Regions from separate parts of the Homo sapiens genome. Here region 2 is linked to region 1. Evidence: chromatin loops called from intact Hi-C (ENCODE). Cell type or tissue: ascending aorta. All regions are shown on one strand. Links, peaks and the distances in the headings refer to the core of each region. The heading gives the core; the rest is flanking DNA.

The links. Peaks named below come from ENCODE experiments on the same cell type or tissue, not always from the same donor. Only the 100,000 strongest peaks of a DNase experiment are listed, where the experiment ranks them.
Region 2: a loop joins it to region 1, with 7 times the contacts of the local background. A loop is called at or near these places in 73 of 110 quality-filtered maps.

Annotation. Positions count from the first base shown.
Region 1 is chr2:197,304,190-197,315,079 of GRCh38, reverse strand. ANKRD44 (ankyrin repeat domain 44) reads left to right here and starts at 4,300. Exons shown (of 28, transcript NM_001195144.2): 1 at 4,300-4,502. The coding sequence starts at 4,476. ANKRD44-DT (ANKRD44 divergent transcript) reads right to left here and starts at 4,014. Exons shown (of 4, transcript XR_923750.3): 1 at 2,382-4,014; 2 at 763-891; 3 at 596-611. RefSeq lists silencers at 3,985-4,064, 4,075-4,394, 4,445-4,824 and enhancers at 4,948-5,449, 5,901-5,960, 6,891-6,940, 7,521-7,600, 7,641-7,690 and 1 more. In ascending aorta, for the core only: a CTCF peak has its summit at 4,265; DNase peaks (open chromatin) are centred at 4,279 and 5,119; H3K4me3 peaks cover 3,066 bases; H3K27ac peaks cover 3,803 bases.
Region 2 is chr2:197,108,581-197,119,470 of GRCh38, reverse strand. It overlaps ANKRD44 (ankyrin repeat domain 44), which reads left to right. Exons shown (of 28, transcript NM_001195144.2): 9 at 8,627-8,705. Among named protein-coding and RNA genes, the nearest start is that of ANKRD44-AS1, 84 kb to the left of the region's middle. In ascending aorta, for the core only: a CTCF peak has its summit at 6,073; no DNase peak of the experiment used is centred there.

The sequences.
Region 1 (10,890 bases), core at 1,918-6,917:
ACTAAGGTGATGAATTTTCTTGGGGTTTATACCCAATCTCTGGCTCACATGTGTGTTGTTAAGGCAGCTAAAATATTTGTTACTTCCTGTTTATCAGGGCCAGTCAGCTCGATGTCTTTAACATAGTGATCAAGACCTGTGCAGATGAGATTATGCCAGAGAGTGGGAGTGTTTACATCCCCTAGAGAAGACTGTAAAGGTGTACTGTTGATCTTGCCATATAAAAGAAAACAACTTTTGGTGAAAATTGAAATAGATAAAAAGCATTTGCCATATCAATAGTGCACACCAGGTGCCTAGGGCTGAGTTGCTTTGTTGCGGTAAAGACAGCATATATAGAATAGCAGCTGCAACTGACATTACCATTTGATTAAGTTTACAACTTAATAACAAATCATAGTTATTCTCTAAGATCTTTTGCATAGGCCCAACAGGTGAGTTAAATGGAGATGTGACAGTATTATCATTCCTGTATCTTCTACGTCTTTTCTGGTGGTACCAATTTCTACATATTTCCAGGGATTGAGCATTGTTGTTGGTTTTCTATTCTGGTATCAAGAGGAAATTCCAGAGGCTTCCATTTGGCCTGTCTTACCATAATAAACTTCACTCTGTGGGTCAGAGAAATGATGTTAGGATTCTGTTAGTTACTGAGTATGTCTATTCTAACTAACAGTTGAGGAGATAACTATAGTTTGGGTCTGCAGAGCTACTGGATCCACACTGATTTATACTTAGTTAAAAATTTCATTTATCACCTACCATAGATCCCCATTTTGATTGGTGGATCCAGTGGTGTTTGCAATCCTCAGGAATTAGCATTAATTCAGAAGCAGTGTCAGTGATCCCTCAAATGTCTGGGTATTTCCTTTTTCCCAGTACTCGCTCAGCCTAGAAAAATACATCAGGTTCCTTTGGATAAGGCTTGGATGAGGATTTGTAGTATATATTTATGACAATGCTGCAAGACCCTCCTGAAGGGGACCAGCTTCCCTTTTAATCAAGGAGCTCTGTGTCTGTGAACTCATTTAGGTACGGAAACTGAATGAAAGATAATTTCATTTTGATGGCTCAAGGGAGCTTTCAGGTGGCAGATGTAGAGTTTTGTCTGTTATAAAGATCAATGGCTATTTCCAAAGTCTGCCCGTCTATTTCATTCCTAGGACAACCTAGGGCACTGCCAGATATACCTGTAGGTTAAGACCTTTAAGTACTACTTTGTCTCTGCTGTCCATTACAGTAAATGTGTCCACCTTGTCTCTGCCAGCTAAGTGCTGCCACTTGGCCATTGCTGTCGCAGGATCCCACTAATATAAAAATCAAGGAGCCATCTCAACGAAAGCATCTCCCACCATCATATCCAGCTACTAGAGAGTTTTTCTGACGTTCTCTCTCGAATGTATTTTTCTTTCCTTTTCTTTTTTTTTCTTTTTGACAGAGTCTTGCTTTGTTGCCCAGGCTGGAGTGCAATGGCGCGTCATTGGCTCAGTGCAACCTCTGCCTCCTGGGTTCAAGCGACTCTCGTGACTCAGCCTCCCAAGTAGCTGGAACTACAGGTGCATGCCACCACGCCTGGCTAATTTTTTGTATTTTTAGTAGAGACGGGGTTTCACCATGTTAGCCAGGCTGGTCTGGAACTCCTGACCTCAGGTGATCCACCTGCTTCAGCCTCCCAAAGTGCTGGGATTATAGGCATAAGCCATGGTGCCTGGCCTGTATTTTTCAATGCTTCAGTATAAAGATCATCATCTGGCTCTCCAGGAATATGTAGGGGTTGGCTGTACAGATTATACATGATAAAATTATTCCAACATTCCCATCTCCACAAATCTTTGGATTTCTTTCTCTACATTATACCAGGGGCATTCTGGCTTCTCAAGCTCACCGAATATAGTCAACTGCTGAGTCTGAGTCTCATTTAATGAAGTAAACAAAGTGTTTGAATCACTGTCAAAGTACTGGCTAACACATTAAAAGCAGACCTTCTGATAAGTGTAGTCTTATCAATAAATTTTGCCAAATCTTCTGCTCCCTATTTTATTTGGAACTTGGCCACGAGTTGTTCAACCTTTCACAAAGTCAGGTCACCTATGACAACACCAATCTTGATATTTGAATTCCTAACACTATATGTTCACATCTGTCTGCATTTGTAATTCTCTCATTCACAAAGCCTCTCCATATAGGTGGAAGCATCTTACTGCTTTGTTTTGTCAGAAGACAAAGAGAGTTGTGTTTTACCACTTACCTACTGAAATACATATTCATTATAAATTACTCTCCTTTAATTTTTCCTTTATTGTACAATTAGGACAATATATTGTTGCTGGTTTTTTTTTTTTTGAAATTTGTATTGGTAGGTAATATTATCCACAAATTACCTTTCAGGATAGTAAGGGGAGTGTTAAAGATACTAGTTACAAAAAGAGGATGATGGTCTGATTGGGTGGAGAACTGCTGCCTCCTCACTTTGGCCCCAGGAACTTAGGTGCAGGCATGTCCGCGATGAATCAAATTGGATCTTGAGTGAATCTTCCAAATTAAGTCATTTGTTATCACTCTTCTGAAAGATGGCTCTATTTAAGTAGAGAATGCAGGGTCCTATTCAGTTTACTTACAAAGCCATGCAGGGTGTTCAGTAAATAGACATACCAATAACAGCAGTGAAGAACTGACTCATAGATGCAACATAAACAATCTGTTGTATGTCTGAGAAAGGCCTTAGAATTTTTTGTTTGTTTGTTTCCATGCAACATTGATAACAGAGGAGTGGAAGCCAGGAACAAAGTTCCTTGGTTCTTCTTGTCTGCATGATCTGAATTATAATCTATAAGACTAATAAAGGTAAATTTGAGATTTAGCTGCTTCGACAACCAGAGTGGCTGGATGGTAAATGTGAGGATATTAATGCTCCTTTCTCTCCTGTCTCATGTGGAATCTTTGGGGGAGGTTCTAAGAGTAGGGAGGAAGAATGGACATTTGGTTTGTGAATATACAGTAGAGGCAGATGTTTGGTCTTGACCAAAGAATTCTGTAGCTCTAGTTTGCTCTTCAAAGCTGTTCAATGCTGCCCTACAGGTTTGCTCTATGGCCTGCCAGGGGCACATGGGGCTGCCTGGGAGCACTTCCTCTCCACTTGCTTACTTAATTCTCCCTTCTCCAGATCTCAACTCCTGTCACTTTCTCAGGGAAGCCTGCCCTCACCCACCAGTCTGGTCTGATTCCTTTGTTGTGGGTTCACTTCAGAAGCATGTTTTCCCTTGAGATCCCTTATCTCAGTTTGTAATTACATTCATTAGCAGAGACTATGCGGTTTATGTTGGCATCTTCTGAGAGCAGGTTATCTTATTTATGCTCTCCGTTTATTCCCGTGCCTAGCCAGTGCCTGACAAGGTAGGGACTCAGTACATAGCTGTTCAATGAATAAGTGTTTGCTCCAAATTCCAGAACTATCAACAGCTACTATGCTTACGAATATGCCCGTTGTATCTGTAGCCCATGGTGTTTGACAGCTGTCTTCTATTTGTTGAAGAGCTTGGTAACTTGGGATTTTGTAGAGATCAGTAAGGACTGGTGGGAACACCCAAAAGACCCATCAACTCGGTGATTTAGGACTGCTTTGCTTCTCCAGGAACTCCACTCCACCCCCACCAGCAAAAACCAAACCCAGGGTGTTTGAATTTAACAATAGTATGTGTGTGTGCATATGTGTGTGTGTGTTTAGCTGGAAAGTGGCTGGAGAACAAGGTGGAAGGGCCAGAGCTTCTGTTCCCTCCACCCATAAATGTTTGGCAAACACCCTGTAAAGAATCACAATGTGTCCGCTGCCTCCTGGCATTAAACAAAGGGAGCATCATAATTGCGGTCCCTGGGATCTTCGGGGCGCTGCCACCACCTGATTCTGGGTTAGGGGAAGGGGGCGTAACCCCATCTCCCCGGTTAAAGTGGACGGCATGTGAGTGAGAGCCTTTCCTGCCCCCTCGGGGTGTGTCCCCGCGGGCTTCCCCACCCATATGTGTGAGACCCGTCAGGGAGGCCCGCGATCCGCCCAGGGCCCGGGGCCGGCCCGGCCGGGCGCCGCGTGCAGGTGCGGAAGGCAGGCGGCGGCCCGGTGCGGGCGCGGGGGCAGCGCCGGGGGCCGGGCTGCGCGGCTCGGCTGCGGGCGGCAGGAGGCAGCGTCGGCCCAGGCGGCGGGCGGCGAGCGAGCCAGCGCGCGGTGATGTCAGTGGCGGCCCGGCTGGCAGCAGCCGGTACTTCCTGTGGAAAGGCGGGCGGGCTCGGCTGCAAACCCCACTAGCCAGTGTCAGCCTCTCGGCGGGAGGAGGCGGCGGCGGAGGAGGAGCAGGGGGAGGGCTGTCAAATTCGGGAGCCAGATTTTTTCCCTTCTCCTGGCAATCCCTTCCGCTTCCCCGGCTCCCGGCGTGACATCTGCGGGCCGGGGACCTGCATGTGTGTGCGCGCGAAGGAGCGGAAGAATGGCAGTGCTCAAACTCACCGACCAGGTAGCGGGCGGCGGCGCCGGCGGGCGGGACGCGCGGGCGCGGGGCGGCGCGGAGCCCGGCGGGGGGATGGGGGCGCGGCTGGAGCGCGCCCGCGAGCTGTTTACTCGCGGCGAAGGGGAGGACTGTGTGCGGCCGCCGGTGCCTCCGAGAGCCCGCGGCGGCAGCTCCCCTCCGCCGCGCCGTCCCCGCCCTGGGCCGTCGGAACTGCGCGCCCGAGTCTGGGGCAGGGCCCGTGGGCGCTGGGCAGCCGGCGTGCGGGAGTGCGGCGGCCGCGGGCCCGGCGGGGCTGGGGAGGGGGCCGGGGGCTCGAGGTGCTCTCGGGACTCGCACCGCGCCGCGTTGCGTGGGCGCCGCCGGCCCGGGCCCCGGGGAGGAGGACGCTGCACGAAGAGGGAGAAAGGATCGCAGACTGGGACCCCTCCCCAAACCTAGCAGGAGTCCTGCCCAGAATGCGGCTCTTGTGTGGCCGGGCTGTCTTTATTTATCCGTTGGATGTGACATCCGACTTCCTCTTTAGTTGCGCCAGGCTGTGTGCGTGGTGCGGGATGGGGACCCCTGGAGACCGCCCTTTCGGATCGGGCCGGTCCCTCTGAGGAGGAGGTGAAGTCGGCTCGGAGCCTCCACTCACAGGCGGTGGGCTACGGTCTGCCTGTGTCTACCAGCTTTGTTGGCTTTCCTTGCTGAGACACCACACAGGGCAGCTCTGGAGTCCTGGCTTGGAGAGGTGGGGTTATTTGCTGAATCGGATTGACAGTCCTCGCCGCAGGTCTGTGGAATGGTAACAGCCACCTTCGCGGACTCTGCTGCTCTTACATTGACACTAACAGGCACCAAACCAAGTTGCATGACAAAACTCTTTGCAGCTCTTTCCACGAAAAAAGGAAACGGCTTGCTACCCCCACCCCCGTTTATTCGTGGGTAGTGAAAGGAACTTTGTTTTGGGGTCCTGGTAGGCAGAGAGGCAATCTTGACTTTGACTACAGGGTCAGACTTGCCAGCCCTTGGTATTAAATACCTCAAACTTGTCCATGGGTTGCATCTGCTGCCTTGCGTTCTCCAGTTAGTATCCAGCCAGAACATCTTGCAACTGAAGTGCAGTCCGTCACCACAATGATTTGCAATGATTTGTTCTCCTGCCTTTTAGATTCAATTTTTTTAGCTTGTTTTTCCTAAATATTTACAGGTGTTTGGCGGGGTTGGTGATGGGGAAATCACTGAGTTAAAATTCATGTTATTGTTAAATTTAGTAAGAAGAGCAGCTGGTACTTGTGATGAATGTATTTGTTCTCATTGGTTCCAGAGCATTTAAAAGTGTAAGTTGATATCAGGATTTCCTTCACCTTTTGGTCACATACTTTGCCAACTGTTAGACATTTGCGTATTTTAAATCCTACAGTTTTAGCGTGTCTTGGGCCTGTCATCTTTGCTAGTACACGTTGCTGTACTTGTCTGTTAATCCCTAGATCTTCAAAGTACAAAGAATGGTTCTAATAGGTATTGTTATCACATATAAGAAAGAACATCACATAGAAGTTTAGAGTTGTAAGGACTCTAAGGATGATCTAGCCCAAACCCTTCATTTTCTAAATGACAAAACAGATCTGGAGAAGTGAAGCAAGTCTTCCTCAAAGAATGCCAGCTATAGGCCTGCAGGACTGGGACTAGCTCTTGTCTTCTGCCTTCCAGGTGCTTGTACTTTCTGCTACAGTTGGTATAGGATAGCTCCATCATCTCATTGGATGTGTTGTAAGGGTTACAAGAAAACATCTCTTCCTAGATCAAGATCAACCCTAGTGAGAAGTGTATTACTTGGTCTTACAAAGAGAGGAAGTTATTCTTCAGGGCTTATCAGAGCAGGAATTTCAAAGATGTTGCCTTTTAAGATGTTTCCAAGTATATTTCCTTCCTTCCCCCAATAAACTAGTATGAGTATGGAGAGAAAGGAAGAGTCACACAACGTTTATTTGGTTCCATCTCCAGATACGTAAAAAGAACCTAAGGCGTTTTAAGATTCAAGAACTTCTGAAAATGTCCAGTCTATCTTGGGACAAAGTCAGAAGGAGATGGGGTGGGGAAGTGGCCTGGGTGGGGTGGGGTGGTGAACAACGATGGTTTCTGTGTAGCTTTAGGTCCAGGAAGTAAGTGTGTGGTCTTTCTTGCCTTATATAGTCTTACCTTTTCTGTTTGAGACTCAATTCTTAGAAGTCAGTTCTTAACCTCACAGATTAACTTTTAAAACCATTTGCTTAGACCACTACTAGAAGAGTTTTGCTCCATCATTGTGGGCAGGGAGCCGCCCGCCTGCTTGGAATCCCTGCCTTAGAGTTTGTACAGGAGTACCTTGCTCTCCATTCAGCTTCTAGTAAAACAACCACTTCTTAATTTCTCCCTCCTTTTTTTTTTTTGTGTGTGTGTGTGTGTGTGTCAGGGTCTCACTCTGACTCGATAGTATGATCATGGCTCACTACAGCCTTGGCCTGCCAGGCTCAAACATCCTCCCACTTCAGCCTCCCCAGTAGCTGGGACTATGGGCGCGTGTGCCACCACACCTGGCTAATTTTTGTATTTTTTGTAGACACAGAGTTTCGCCATGTTGCCCAGGCTGGTCTCAAACTCTTGGGCTCAAACAGTCCACCTGCCTCAGCCTCCCAAAGTGCTGGGATTACAGGCATGAGCCACTGTGCCTGGCACCTCATCTGTTGAATGCCCTATTTGTGAAGTGAATCTTGATTTTTGCTAGGCCTCTTGGATTTTTTACTGTTGATAACCTGAAACACAAATTGTCTGGATTTGTCTTTAAATGTGGCAAAAGTCAGGGGTGACAGATGATGACATTTTCTCTCCAGCTAAAGCTGGGTGCAGGAGCTTGCTAGGTGAAGCAGACACTACTTCAGCAGTCAGTCCTGTAGTGACCTCTCAATCTTGTAAGAGAAGGAAAATGTTTTTTCCTAACTCTTTTTTTTTCAGGAGAGTAAAAAGAAAAAGGGAGAGACCAGTGTAATTTTTAGTCTTTTTTTTTTTTTTTTCACTGTAAAAAAGGAACTGGGAGCTATCACTACAAACAAACAAACTTGGCATTTAGCACTTCTGCATTTGTAACTTTTGTAACAGTGTCCCTTCTGTTTTCCTCTTCACAGGGCACACATAATTTTTATTGCAGCCTTAGGGGGCACTAACCATCCTGGTTTGTGCAGATTGACTGGTGTCCCAGCATATGGGGCTAAAACCGGGAAAATTCCAGGCAAACTGGGAGGAACTGGTTACCCTGTGTAACATAGAACATCCTCAACTATGTCATTAATATAATAATGTAATTAGTTCCTTGTATGTGGACATTAGGAGTTTTATATTTTTTGGTAAAGTGAGATAATTTTAAGTTTGGGAAAGAAAATTTTGTTAAATACAGATCTAAGGCATTTGACTCAAAGATAGCCATGAAACCTTTTTGAAAATTGATTTGATATTGACTGTTTTAGGGTGTTCTTTATGTCATATAGTTAAAGGCACTGTAGTCATTTTAAGTGTGTGGTCGTATCTTCAGCCTGGATCTCTACCCGAAATTTATTTTCAGAGTTATGAAGCTAGGATGGTAAGTTCTGTTGCATGTTTAAAGTGTCCACTATTCTTACCTGCATTTGTTAATGATGGCAGAACACTACTTTCATCTCGGAGGCTGCCTGCAGACAAACTGTTTCAGCAGGTGGCCTTTTTGGAGCTTCCTGCCTGGAGGCCTTCTGGTTTGGTGTTCCCTTGCCAAGTCCTAGTTCACACTTGAGTCACCTACCTTCTTGCCAAAGGCAGTGGCTGGCAGCGGTGGCAGTGGCAAGAGACTAGAAATCCTGTGTAACTTTGGGAGCAGGATTTCTAGCCCATAGTGTGGGGCCTTGGGACGTGTTACATATTTTACTGGGCTGCCCTTGTTCTTCCATGGCTCCCTAGAGCACTGGTGTTAAAGCAAACAGTATGCTGTAGTCCTGTCTTCAGCATAGAAGAAGGGAAAAGAAAGGCTTTATTTAGAACCTTTTCTGGTTGTTTCAGGACCCAATCACATGGTTTTGAGAGTGCACTTGAGGCTGGTGTTTCATGGCAGAGACCTAATAATGTCACACATTTATTGTGCTCTTATTGTATACTGGGCCTTTGCAGTGAATCATGTCTTAATCCTCATAGCCACACTAGGAGGTAGGTGGTGGTGTGATTTCTATTTTATGGATGAGAAAACAGGAATAGAGAGGCTAATTGACCGGTTTAGGGTCATACGCCCAGTAAGTGATCTAGCACACTGTCCTACCCTGGCAGTCTGATTGCACAGGTGGGGCTCTGACCACAAGGCTATACTTTTCATAGTTGAAAGGGCAGTGCAGCCATGGGATTAATGGGTGTCTGATCTTGTTTACAGAGAAGCCATTGGATGAACAGCGTTCCCTGAACTCCTTCTGCCTCTTGGGCCAGACCCATTTCTGTACATAGTAAGGAGCTGCTCTGAGGCCTCTGCCCCTGCCTGGCTTATACCTGGCTTTTCCCATTAGCCTCTCCATTTCCTCACCCCGGTGAATGATGTGTTGGTAGTTCAGTGATTTTTTTCATATATATATATATATATATATATAAAACGAACTGCGGTCATTATAGGAAAAGCAGAAAGCTAGATGAGCAAACCAAAAAATTTTAAAACCATCTGAAGCCTGTATACTCAAGAGATAACTATTCTTGACATTTTGATATGTTTCCTTCTAGTCTTCTGTCTGGGTAGCCAGTTAAAATTTTTAAACTTTTCGTGTGATAATATCATTACCTTTCACTTGTGCACATAGCTGATATCTGTGTTCTCTACACCAATGACTTTTCCAAATAAACTTATTCTTCTCTTACATATATGATTGGCTCTTTAGCCAACGCCAGCACATAAGCTCTAGCTCTGGATTAATGGAACTAACTTTTTTCTTTTTCTTTTCTTTCTTTCTTTCTTTTTTAAGATTTCAACTTTTTACTTCCTCTTTTGCTGTAAACAGAGAGCAAATACGAACTCAAAAAGGCACAAATTGTTTGTACCAGAAACAGAAATGAAAGATTCTTTAAAAAGATTTGTATTTCTACAAGATAATGTGAATTTTTATAGGCTAAAGTATAGCACGAAATAATTTAAAAACAGGCAGAGCTACAGAGATCTGATAATTTTGTGATTTCCAAATTTGTTTAAGCTATGACACTCCTTTTTTCCCCCGAAGAAATTTCATATTGAAGCTCAATATATAAAAAAGATTGGCTTGGACAGTGGTCCCTGAGTCCCTCTTGAAAACTGGTTGGGTTTAGTATTATTTGAAAGCCCCTTTGTATGAGAAAACTCCTGGTGATTGGTTAAGTGTTTTTTGTTGTTGTTTTTGTTTTTTTTCCTGACACATCATGTATGAAACAACATTTATAAATGTTTGTGAATGATTAGGAACTACACAGAACTAGGATGACTATATCATTTTTATCCGTTTGAGAATCATAGGTGATACTACTCAATATGAAGCCACAAATAGACGTGAGCCAGGACTGTCCTGGGTAAACCTGGATATGTGGTCATCATATATTCACATAGACTCCATGTTTGCTCACCACAGGCTTGACAGTGACAGTAAACTAGTTTGACTAGCAGACTACTCTGTCTCTTTTGAGTCAGGTCTACAGTGGTGCAGGTATTACAAAGATTGTTTTATGACCTTGTGCAGAGTTGGGAAACAGCTTCCATGTCACACATGAGTTCTGATCGGTCCAGGACTTGCAGGTGTAATGTGATAGAAACATTCTGACTCTTGCAGTCAAGGATCCGAGAAAGTGTGATTGATTACCAGTGTTTGCTATGGGTACACGGGAAGGGAGAAGTGACATATGTTGTACATTAGCCAACCCTTGGCAAGACATGTTAACCTCTGTAGGCTTCAGGTTTCTCTTTGTAAAATGAAGAGGTTGGACTGGATGCCTTTATGGTGCCTCAGCTCTGCCCTCTCCCTTCTGTGACTTGGTGCCTGTAATGGAGACCGATGCTCTTCACATGGTTTGTGTTATAGCATTTCTTACAAATGTGCCTATGAAGGGTGTATTTGCAGATGAGCTCTAATAAGGCTTTCCAGGTAACAAAGTCAAACAGCTTCAAGTTCCAGAGAAGGATTTTAACCCATGTCAATGACTTAGGACTAATTCCTATTCTCCACCCTACTTCAATTCATAGATAATCTAAGATTACCCATTTTATTTATTCTGTATTTTTATTTTTTTGGGACAGAGTCTCGCTCTGTTTCCCAGGCTGGAGTATAGTGGTGCAATCTTGGCTCATTGCAACCCCCGCCGACCCCCTCCTGGGGTTCAAGTGATTCTTGAGCCTCAGACTCCCGGGTAGCTG
Region 2 (10,890 bases), core at 3,287-8,286, 200 kb after region 1:
TTAAGATCAGCCTGAGCAACCTAGTGAGATCCTGTCTGTAAAAAGCTTTTTTATTTTTAATTGTATGACAGAAAGGAGCCAGAAATGAGCTGAAATGTGATTTGACCAAGGAAGAGGACTCATCTACTGGATGATTTTGAGCCCAAGGAGCTTGGGCCTCTCCAGGCTCTGCAGGCCACGAATCATTCTAGGGGTCATATGATCAGACCTGAGCATTAAAAACAGTAATCCGGTCACAGAACACCAAAGGCAGGAAAAAAAAAGGAAAATAATCATATATATGACTACAAAAAAGTCTTAAACATTTATAAAACAAAACAACAACAATAAAACCTCTAACATGAAATTAAAATAAGAGCAACTTAGGGAAAATTTTCTTCAATATACATGATAAGCAAATAGTTAATATGCTTGATATAAAAAGAGCTCATACAAATCAATAAGAAAAAGTGATCATTACTAGAAAACATGGAGCAAAAGTCAGATCACAAGAGAGAATAAAAAATACATTAAGCCTGTGAAAAACTAGTATTACTGGTAATTAGAAAAATACAAACTAATACAAAAACGTACATTTGTGTTAAAGAACGGCAAATATCAAAATGGCTAATAACACCTAGTATTATCAATGAAAACATTGAAATGCAATAAAGAAATATGATCTCTTTTTTAATGCTAAAATGTTATGGTTATGTGTGTAGATGATGCAAAAACAGAGAAAATTCTCTGGAGTATGTACCAATATGCTAGCAACAATTATCACTGCAGAGAGACAAAATTATGATTTAGGTTTTTCTTTCTTTCTTTCTTTCTTTCTTTCTTTCTTTCTTTCTCTCTCTCTCTCTCTCTCTCTCTTTCTTTCTCTCTTTCTTTTGTTTTTGAGATAGAATGTTGCTCTTGTCATTCAGGCTAGAGTGCAATGGCAGGATCTTGGCTCACTGCAACTTCTGCCTCCTGAGTTCAAGTGATTCTCCTGCCTCAGCCTCCCGAGAAGCTGGGATTACAGGCACCTGCCACCATGCCCAGCTAATTTTTGTATTTTTTTGTAGAGAGGGGTTTTTGCCATGTTGGCCAGGCTGGTCTCTTAACTCCTGAGCTCAAGCAATCCACCCACCTCAGCCTCCCAAAGTGCTGGGATTACAGGTGTGAGCCACCACGCCCAGACTTTAGTTTCTTTTTTGTGTATTTGCTTTAGTCTTCTGATTGTGATACAATGAGAATTTTAAAAAATTATTTTTATTATTATTATTTTTTTATTGAGACAGGATCTGGCTCTGCTGCCTAGGTTGGAGTGCAGTGGTGGGATCTTGGCTCACTGCAACCTCTGCCTCCCAGGCTCAAGCCATCCTCTGGCCTCAGCCTCCCGAGTAGCTGGGATTACAGGTGTACGCCACCACGCCCTGCTAATTTTTGTATTTTTTTGTAGAGACGGGGTTTTGCCATGTTGCCCAGGCTGGCCTCCAACTCCCGAGCTCAAGTGATCTGCCTGCCTTAGCCTCCCAAAGTGCTGGGATTACAGGCATGAGCCACTGCACCTGGCAGAGCATGTTATTTTTATATCCAGAAAACCAAAAAAGCTATTTTCACTTTTGAAAAAAAGAAAACCCAGGTATAGTGGACCTAGAGAAGAGCTGATTAGTGGATAACTAGAAATCAATAAAACTGGCATTGGTAAGAGGTAATAAGAGAACAGGGGAACGGGACTGAAGGGAGAGGCTTTGCAGAAAGAAAATCAGCAAGACTTGGTGGGACATGAACTGGAGGAGTTGAAGACTAATGTAAGGATTGAAATGTGGCAAAGAGGCCAGGCGTGGTGGCTCATGCCTGTAATCCAGCACTTTGGGAGGCCGAGGTGGGTGGATCACCTGAGGTCAGGAGTTCAAGACCAGTCTGACCAATATGGTGAAACCCTGTCTCCAAAGATACAAAAATTGGCCAGGCGCGGTGGCTCACGCCTGTAATCCGAGCACTTTGGGAGGCCAAGGCAGGCAGATCACGAGGTGAGGAATTCGAGACCAGCCTGACCAACATGGTAAAAGCCAGTCTCCACTAAAAATACAAAAATTAGCTGGGTGTGGTGGCGCATGCCTGTAATCCCAGCGACACAGGAGGCTGAGGCAGGAGAATTGCTTGAATCTGAGAGGCGTAGGTTGCAGTGAGTTGAGATCCCACCACTGCACTCCAGCCTGGGCAACAGAGCAAGACTCTGTCAAAAAAATAAATAAATAAATAATAAAGGAAGGAAGGAAGGTAGGAAGGAAGAAAGAAATCCGGCAAAGAAAGGTGGTGCAGCAGAGTAGTTAAGTGTTCCGTTCTGGGGCCAGACCGCCTAAATTCCAATCCTAGCCTTGACTTTTAGTATCTATATAATCATAAACAAGCTCTTTGTGTGTCTCAGTTTATCTGTAAAATTAGGGAAACAATAGTGTCTTCTCCATGGAACTGCTGTGAATATTAAACAGCTTTATCATACATAAATCATGTAGAATAATATCTGCCACATGATAAGCACTAGAAAAATAGATGTTATTATTGATGTTCATTAAGAAAGACGTCAGGAGGAAGAGTAGGCTTAGGGAGTTAAACCAATATATTTAGTTTTTGACAAGCTGATTTTTAGGTTTTGGTATAGCCAGTCTGAGAAGCCCAATAGTGTCAAATGTGGTGTTCTAGCATGGCAGACTGGTAGAGAACAGAAGAAAAAATGTAGATTGCTTCATTCATGTAAAGGTGATTGTTGAAACCAGGAGAAAGGGACGAGACCGCCCAAGGAGAGAGTATGTAATAGCATGAGTACAGAAAGTGAAACAGCCCTTTACTCTTAGGAACAGGAGGAGGAGAAAGAGCCAGAGAAAGGGATGATAAAAGGAGTTAGAGGAGACAGGAAGGAGTGTCGTGTTTTCATGAAGATGGAAAGCAGACAAAAAAGAATGGGGGCATCAAAGAGACCAAGGAACTGTCGTCTGAGGTTGGTAAGGAATCTTTGCGTGAGGCTGAAGTCGCAGAGCGTGGTGTTGAGGGGGCAGGAAGCACGTGGGTGGTCAAACTGCCAGCGTTCCCAAAACTGTAGACATCTGTCTTGCCATCCTGGTATCTGAAGGACATCCTGTGAATCCTTCAAAGGAAGGGAAATTATTGGAATTTAATAAAGGCGCTCTCTTTACCAACCTCCACTTAATTAATTCACAGAGTTGTCTGATGCACTTCATTTTATCTGTAAAACATGCCACCAATGCTCTCAGTGTGCCCCATACCAGAGGCTAGAAGGCTACTCTCTGGCACACCGGCCTACTGCTCCCAGTTAACTGACCAGTGGTCAGTTCAGATTGGATAAGGGACTTCAGCTTCTGTGATACATTGGTTTTTGCAGCCCCTTCTTCCCTTCCACAAATGGAGCTGAAAAGCATAATTCCTTAATTTTAATATTTATTTTTTTCCTGTGGACTGCTGATCATAACTAGAATATAAGAAATGCCATTTTAAAACTCTGAGATTTGAGTTTATTATGATTGACTCTGTGTAAATAGGATTTTGAATCAAATCTAGCCTTCATTCTCAGTCTCCCTTCATCTATTCTGTCTGTATCCTCCGATTTCCTAAATCTCTTTGAATCCTCCTTAGTTATTCCAGATTCACTCTGGATGCACGGATCATCTAACATTTCCATAGAGCCATCCTGTCTGACTCTGGAGGTAGCTGTCTAATTAAAGTTGTTATCTCTCTGTACCACATTGCTCCTTGGATTTTGAAAGTGTTTGTAGATTGCAAGACAATTTGTATTTGTTTAGATTTTCCAAAAGTTGAGGGAAGTAGCATATTGAAATGCAGCCATTACCTATCCACATGTTCACTTTGTTTTCCTCTATTCTCACAAAATAGTAAAAGTGATGTCTTCATGAGCAACTAAAAGATGGATGGGAAGAGGAGGAGGGATGTGTGTTCAGCCTGCATTTCACAGTTCCTCATTTTGCTTACATTGATTGACTCTGGTCCTGTTTTTTGACTTCATGATATGAGTTTAATTGTGATAAAATAAAGATATACTTTACTGATACAATAATCAATTGATGGTTTACTTATAATTTGTAAATAGGTAGAACATGAGAAAGTATAAAATATTTTTTCTTTTCCATTAGAGACTACATTGTAATTTCTGTAGCATCTCAAGGCTCTTTTAGCAAGCATTCAAAGTAAGCGTTAAAGAAGGCACTAGACATAGAGCTGTGCTGGATACAACTTAGAAAGACAGACTCAGAAATTGCCATTGCCAGGTTGTCTACCTCCTGTTCACTGACATTTAGCCTGTGCATGGTCTCAATTCTTTTCTGTCTGCAGGCTCTTAGATCATTTAGCTCTAAGAGATGGGAGTTGAAACATGTCTGCTTGAAGTGGACCAGTTCCCTTCTCTATATGTACCAGGACCAAATTATGGAATAGGTTGTGTTGGAGAAGTTGAAGGTGGAAACTGGAATGGGCAAGAGTAGGCAGTGATAGGGACGGTACTTAGAACGTTGGAGAAGTAAGGGAAAGGAGAGGAATGAGTGAGCCAACCACGTTCCATCTCTCTTGCCCTTAGAACCATACAAAACAAAACAAAATAAATTGGACAATGTGTGGCTTTTTCACACCAGTATTTTAGGAGGCTCTTGCATTGAATTAGGAAGACTTATTGGGTTTCTCACCTTATTTGACCCCACCCCTAACCGCAGGTTGGACTTAATGTTATCCCATAGAGCTTTTATTGCTCTGTAGTAGGGCCACTGAGCTCTGTGACCCCAGGGGTGTACCATGCCACAGAGAACATTATGCTTTCAAGACCCTGGGGAACAACAATGTCTGTAAATTTAGGGAACGTATATGGGATATTGGAAGATGAGGAAAGAAGGCATTAGGAATAAAAGAAAAAGTGAATGGATTTCTGAGGAGACTGGTGGTCAAGAAAATATAAACACTGCTTTTAGTTCAAAGATTAATCTTCCTTAGGCAATGCTGAGTTCTGCCCTGAAAGAGTACTAATATTTGTTGTAAATATTTTAATCCTCAGTATTTTTCCTTTATGACTTAGGGCTTGATTATGCCTAACTCAATAGAAGTGCTTCTTGCTTAATTAAATGGATTATCAAAATAACAATAATTTCAAAGCCCTAAATTCTATGGGAAAATGTAGCTAGAAAATTGGAGGGAGACTAGAAATTAAGAAAAAAATTTTCATAAAAGCTTTGAATAGATGGAAGAATTGCACATATTCTCTCTTTTGAGAACGCAAGGAATGTTTTATCTTTTTGTGCAATTCTAGGAATAGTAGCAACAGCCAGTACCCCTGCATGATAAATTTCAATTTCTCAGATCATGAAACTCAGTAGGGTTCCCTAGTCTCAACTTTAATGTTCTGAGTTCTAACTTTTAAGAATTATATAAAAAGTATTATCCTTTTGAGTTTCATTGGTTTTCTATAGCTTTTTGAAATAATGAGCTCCCTTTACACCCATACCATGTGAACAAAGTTGTCCCAAAATGGCTGCCATGATACTCTTAATGCTTTCTGTCCCAATTTCCCCACCTTATCTACCTGTTTCCCTATGTGAAGAAAAAAATATCAGCTATAGCCTGGACTCAGGCTATAGATGAACCCAGGCAAAGATCTGCAAAGATGGATGCAAAGCAATTGTCACCACTGATCATATGGCTGTTCTTTGCATTTTACCTAACTTTGGTCATCTCCATTTACTTGTCCCTTTACAAGTGCACAAGCACTCTCAGAGAAAAGAAGGTTGTGGTGTTTGCTATCCCTGAAATGGGCCTGGCTTTGCCCACCACACACTTCAGAGATCACTTCTGCTTTGTCTCTCTGCCTGCAACTTAGATAGCTACCACCAAGTTGGTGGTTACTCCTTGGTAAGGCCTTTAAGCTCTTTTATAGACATGGAAAATTGCTTAGCTGAATATTGTGAAGATATTTTCTAAATGCTGAAGTATTTATAGCTTTAGATATATTTAATTAATAATTACTTATGGTTTCATATTAAGAGAAAACACTGGAGCAAAATTTAAAGAAATAGCACCACCTAGGGACAAGTTAATGCCAACTCCACAATTTCTGCCTTCTCTCGCCTTAGTTATTTTGAAGTGTCATCACTTTTTAATTGGAAGGGGGTGTTTTAAATCCTTATTCCAAAGTAGTTCCCAGGTGTTTCAGTCCTTGGAACTGTGTGCAGTCCCGACAACTAAGGCCTAGCTCTGGAATCAGATAACTTTTAGGAGCTCTCCTTCCCAGTATGTCTCATGGTCAGCGATGGTTTTGTATCTCATTCTCTTGATTGCTCCAGTTTTTCCTCTAAAAGTATTATCAAGCTTCAGCTCTCCTTTCTCAGTCTGTTCTGATTCAGATTATACTCATAGAAGATGGAGAAAAGATCCTATTATTTCTTTTCTTCCCACATCTACCTGAGAATATTGAATTATAATGATACATGTTTTTTTTTTTCAATTAAGATGAACTTACCGTTCTAATTAACTTTTTTTTCTTGGCACAGACTATGTGTAATTCCTTTTTTATTTCTAAGGAATAGACTTATAGAATATAATAAAATGCTTGTGTTAAAACCTTGGTTTTATAACCTATTTTAGCCCACAGTCCAAAGCAGGGGTTAAAAATGGGACCCTCTTACCCCAATTCTGTAGTTCAGGGTTAAGGTACAGAATTCATATTTCTTTTTCTTTCTTTCTTTTTTTTTCTTTTCTTTTTTTCTTTTTTTTTTTTTTTGAGACGGAGTCTCGCTCTGTCGCCCAGGCTGGAGTGCAGTGGCACGATTTCGGCTCACTGCAAACTCCGCCTCCCGGGTTCACGCCATTCTCCTGCCTCAGCCTCCCAAGCAGCTAGGACTACAGGCCCCGCCACCACACCTGGCTAATTTTTTGTATTTTTAGTAGAGACGGGGTTTCACCGTGCTAGCCAAGATGGGCTCTATCTCCTGACCTCTTGATCCTCCCGCCTCGGCCTCCCAAAGTGCTGGGATTACAGGCGTGAGCCACTGCGCCTGGCCCAGAATTCATATTTCTAACAAGAATCCTGGGTGATTCAGACGTGGGCAGTCCTTGGTCCACTCTAAGAAATACTTACCTAAATTATTATTTGTTTTCCAAGATGGAGTTTTTAAAACAGTCATTTTAAAATACAGGCATTTGGATTTCATCACAAAATGAACATGCATTTTTAAAACCTCGTATTTTAATCTCAGACTTAGAGAAATTTTTCCTCTGAGACTTATAAAAATAAGTGTTACATAGATTTTTTTGATAACAATACTTGGATGAAAATACATTCTCTCTATTGGGGATACTTTTATTCTAAAATAACAGTAATATTTTCTTTTGGGCCTATTTTCAGAAGAAATTCTGTAAATTACTATTTCTTAGTTACATATGGTATCTTGGTATTTAGTATAATGATGATTGGTATATAGCTGTTGTACATTTTCTGTGTTTTGGCTTAATCTGTGTCAGGAAATTTCATAATTTCGATCATGAATAGTAACAAATATATGAATTCAGCACACATTCCCAGCTGGTCATTCAAAAGGCAGTTTCCTAAACAGTTGCATGCCTTAGTCCTGTGACTTCTAATGAGTTAAGTAAAGTAAGAGATTCTCTTTTGGAACAATAAAAAATTATGGTTTTGTTTTTTTCTGTTTTTTTCTTTTTCTTTATTCTTTTGTTTAAATTTTTTCTTTTTTGTTTTATTTTATTTTAAAAGTGATTTTTTTTTTAAATGGAATTATAATGGAGGGAATAGTAGAGGGTTCCAGATCAGTTTTCTTTTCTTTTTTTTTTTTGAGACAGAGTCTCACTCTGTCACCCAGGCTGGAGTGCAGTGGCACGATCTTGGCTCACTGCAACCTCCGCCTCCTGGATTCAAGCAATTCTCCCACCTTAGCATCCCCAGTAGCTGGGATTACAGGCATGCGCCACCATGCCTGGCTAATTTTTGTATTTTTGGTAGAGATGGGGTTTCACCATGTTGGCCGGGCTGTTCTTGAACTATCTCAAACGATCCACCTGCCTTGGCCTCCCAAAGTGCTGGGATTACAGGTGTGAGCCACCACGACCGGCCTCAGGTCAGTTTTAAGAGTTGCAGTGATTCAGAGCCATTTGGTCAGCTTCAGCTTAAAGAATACCATGCAAGGTAACACATTTGTCTTTTTTGTGTACTATAGACAAAGGTTGAAAAAAACACCTTGAAGGAAACTTCCTTCTCCAGTAGATCACAGGAGAGGAATAAAGGTTTCAGATAACTGTTTCTCTAAGCTTTTAAAACATGTGATGTTATGCAATAACTTGAGAGGTCAGGTACATTTTATCTTTTCCTTTCAAAATTATCTTTGCCTCTTGTAATTGTTGATCATACTTTTATTTTATTTTATTTAGAAGAATGTCATTCTGTCACCCAGGCTGGAGTACAGTGGTAAAATCCTAGCTCACTGCAGCCTCATGTTGATCATACTTAAAAAATAAATAAATAAATGAATGTTTTCAGGGCATTATTAGGAGTGTCCATAGGGGTATTTCAGATGGGTGTCACTGGCTCATGAGCACCTCCATTGTTTTTCTCTCCCTCTCTTTTTTTTAGAGTAAAGATGGCAAAAGTCCACTGCACATGACAGCTGTCCATGGAAGGTTCACACGGTCACAGACCCTCATTCAGAATGGTAAGAGAGATGCTTCAGTAGTGTCATTATTTCGATAGTTTCTTGTTGTGAATTTGGCTGTCAGTCACCTGCATATGAAAGTCGATGCCCTGTTTTGGAGTTTTAGTAAGCATGCAATTACATAATTCTTTGATGTACTTTGCTAAAAACTGTTCATCAGACATGTCATCAACATCCACCTTAATAGTAAAAACATAAAGCCACAGTTTCACAGTCAATTTGGAGTCAGGCACAGAGCATGAGCTTTGAAATTGGAAATGATGTATTTATGTAGGCTCAAGATCCTGTGCATCTCACTCTGAAACTAATAAAGGTAAGTAGCATTCATTTTCCAGCAACAAATCTGAATTATTTTTAAATTTTAGAGTTCACTATAATTTCCTAAGTTAAAACTTATTAAGCTAGTTGGGCAAAATTAGGAAAAATGAGATGACTTAGAGGAAAAGCAGGTAAGGATGTGATATAAAGGATCATAAAATCACAGGCTTAGGTGGGCGTGGTGGCTCACGTCTGTAATCCCAGGCACTTTGGGAGGCCGAGGTGGGCAGATCACCTGAGGTCAGGAGTTCGAGACCAGCCTGGCCAACATGGTGAAACTCTGTCTTTACTAAAAATACAAAAATTAGCCAGGAGTGGTGGCAGGTGCCTATAATCCCAGCTACTCAGGAGGCTGAGGCAGGAGAATCGCTTGAACTCGGGAGGAGGAAGTTGCACTGAGCCAAGATTGTGCCATTGCACTCTAGCCTGGGTGACAGAGCGAGACTTTGTCTTAAAAAAAAAAAAATTCACAGGCTTGACAGAGAAGACCTGGGAAAGTCACAGTAATATAGTAACTTTCTGGGCTTACGACAAAGGTATGCTTGAACCATCAGGTTGTCACTGAAGTCAAAGTACTAGGGAGTATCATTTTACATCCTGGTTCATGTTACTAATAGGGGGTCATGGCCAGCAGCATCACTTCTATTAGTAAATCTTAGAGAGTATTTAAAAAAGACAAAAACCAGGTTTAGTTCAGATTTTAAGCTGATATTCCAGGTCAATCTGGCAGTTCCTATTTTTAGTTGACCCATACTTCTACTTCTCAAAATTCTGATATTAGTCAGTTTCCTTGGACCTGTATTTTTCTCATCTATAAGAATTTCGGACCACATACACTTGAATTATTAGTGGCACTGAGTTATGTCTTAGTCACTTAAGACATAAAACAAAGAAGTCATTTGACATTTGGATGGAAGACCAGCCAGTGGAATTATGCTTAGCAAGCAAAATATCTGCAGCAAAGCAAAGGAAATTTATATGCATTCCAGTGAAGCTATAGGGAAAAGAAATCCTAACAAGTTTCCAGTGAGCCAAGGAAGGTAAAACAGAAATTAACCGTGCAATACCCATTATTTCTAATTTGAAATATGTGCTATGCCTTTGACATTCATTTTATTGAAAAGGCCACCGTGTTTTATTTTGCTGAATGTAAATAAAGGGGGTCGGGGGGAGTGACCCTAGTCTCTTTCGAGCACGTCTCTTATGCCACTGTATTTCTCAACTGTTTTTCAGAAATAATGTCCACCCCCCTTTAAAAACAAACAAAACTTTTAGAAACAAACAAAACTTAAACAGCTTGGTTCCCTTTTAGAGCAACTTCAAGCTCCAGAGACAAGGTTGGAGGGAAAACAACTTTTCTCCTTCTAAGCACTGCCTTCCCCGCAGGTTCATCCCTGTGCGTCAGGCCATGCTGGTCATCTCTATGACGCATCTCCTCTCTGTCCTGCTGGCATGCTTACAACAGTCCCAGGGGACTGCTGGCAGCTTTGGCCTCTGCAAGAGCCATGTGGGCTGGAAGAATTCCATGTCCTGCCTGGATATTCTTGCTAGACTTTTTTTGTTTATTTGTGTTTTTGTTGTTGTTGTTGTTGTTGTTGTTGTTGTTTTTTAAGACACTTTCTCACTCTGTTGCTCAGGCTGGAGTGAAATGGGGTGATCTCAGCTCACTGCAACATCTGCCTCTCGGGTTCAAGCGATTCTTGTGCCTCAGCCTCCCAAGTAGCTGGGACTACAGGTGTGCCACCATGCCCAGCTAATTTTTGTATTTTTACTAGAGATGGGGTTTTGCCATGTGTTGACCAGGCTGGTCTCAACTCCTGGCCTCAAATGATCTGTCCACCTTGGCCTCCCAAAATGCTGGGCTAAC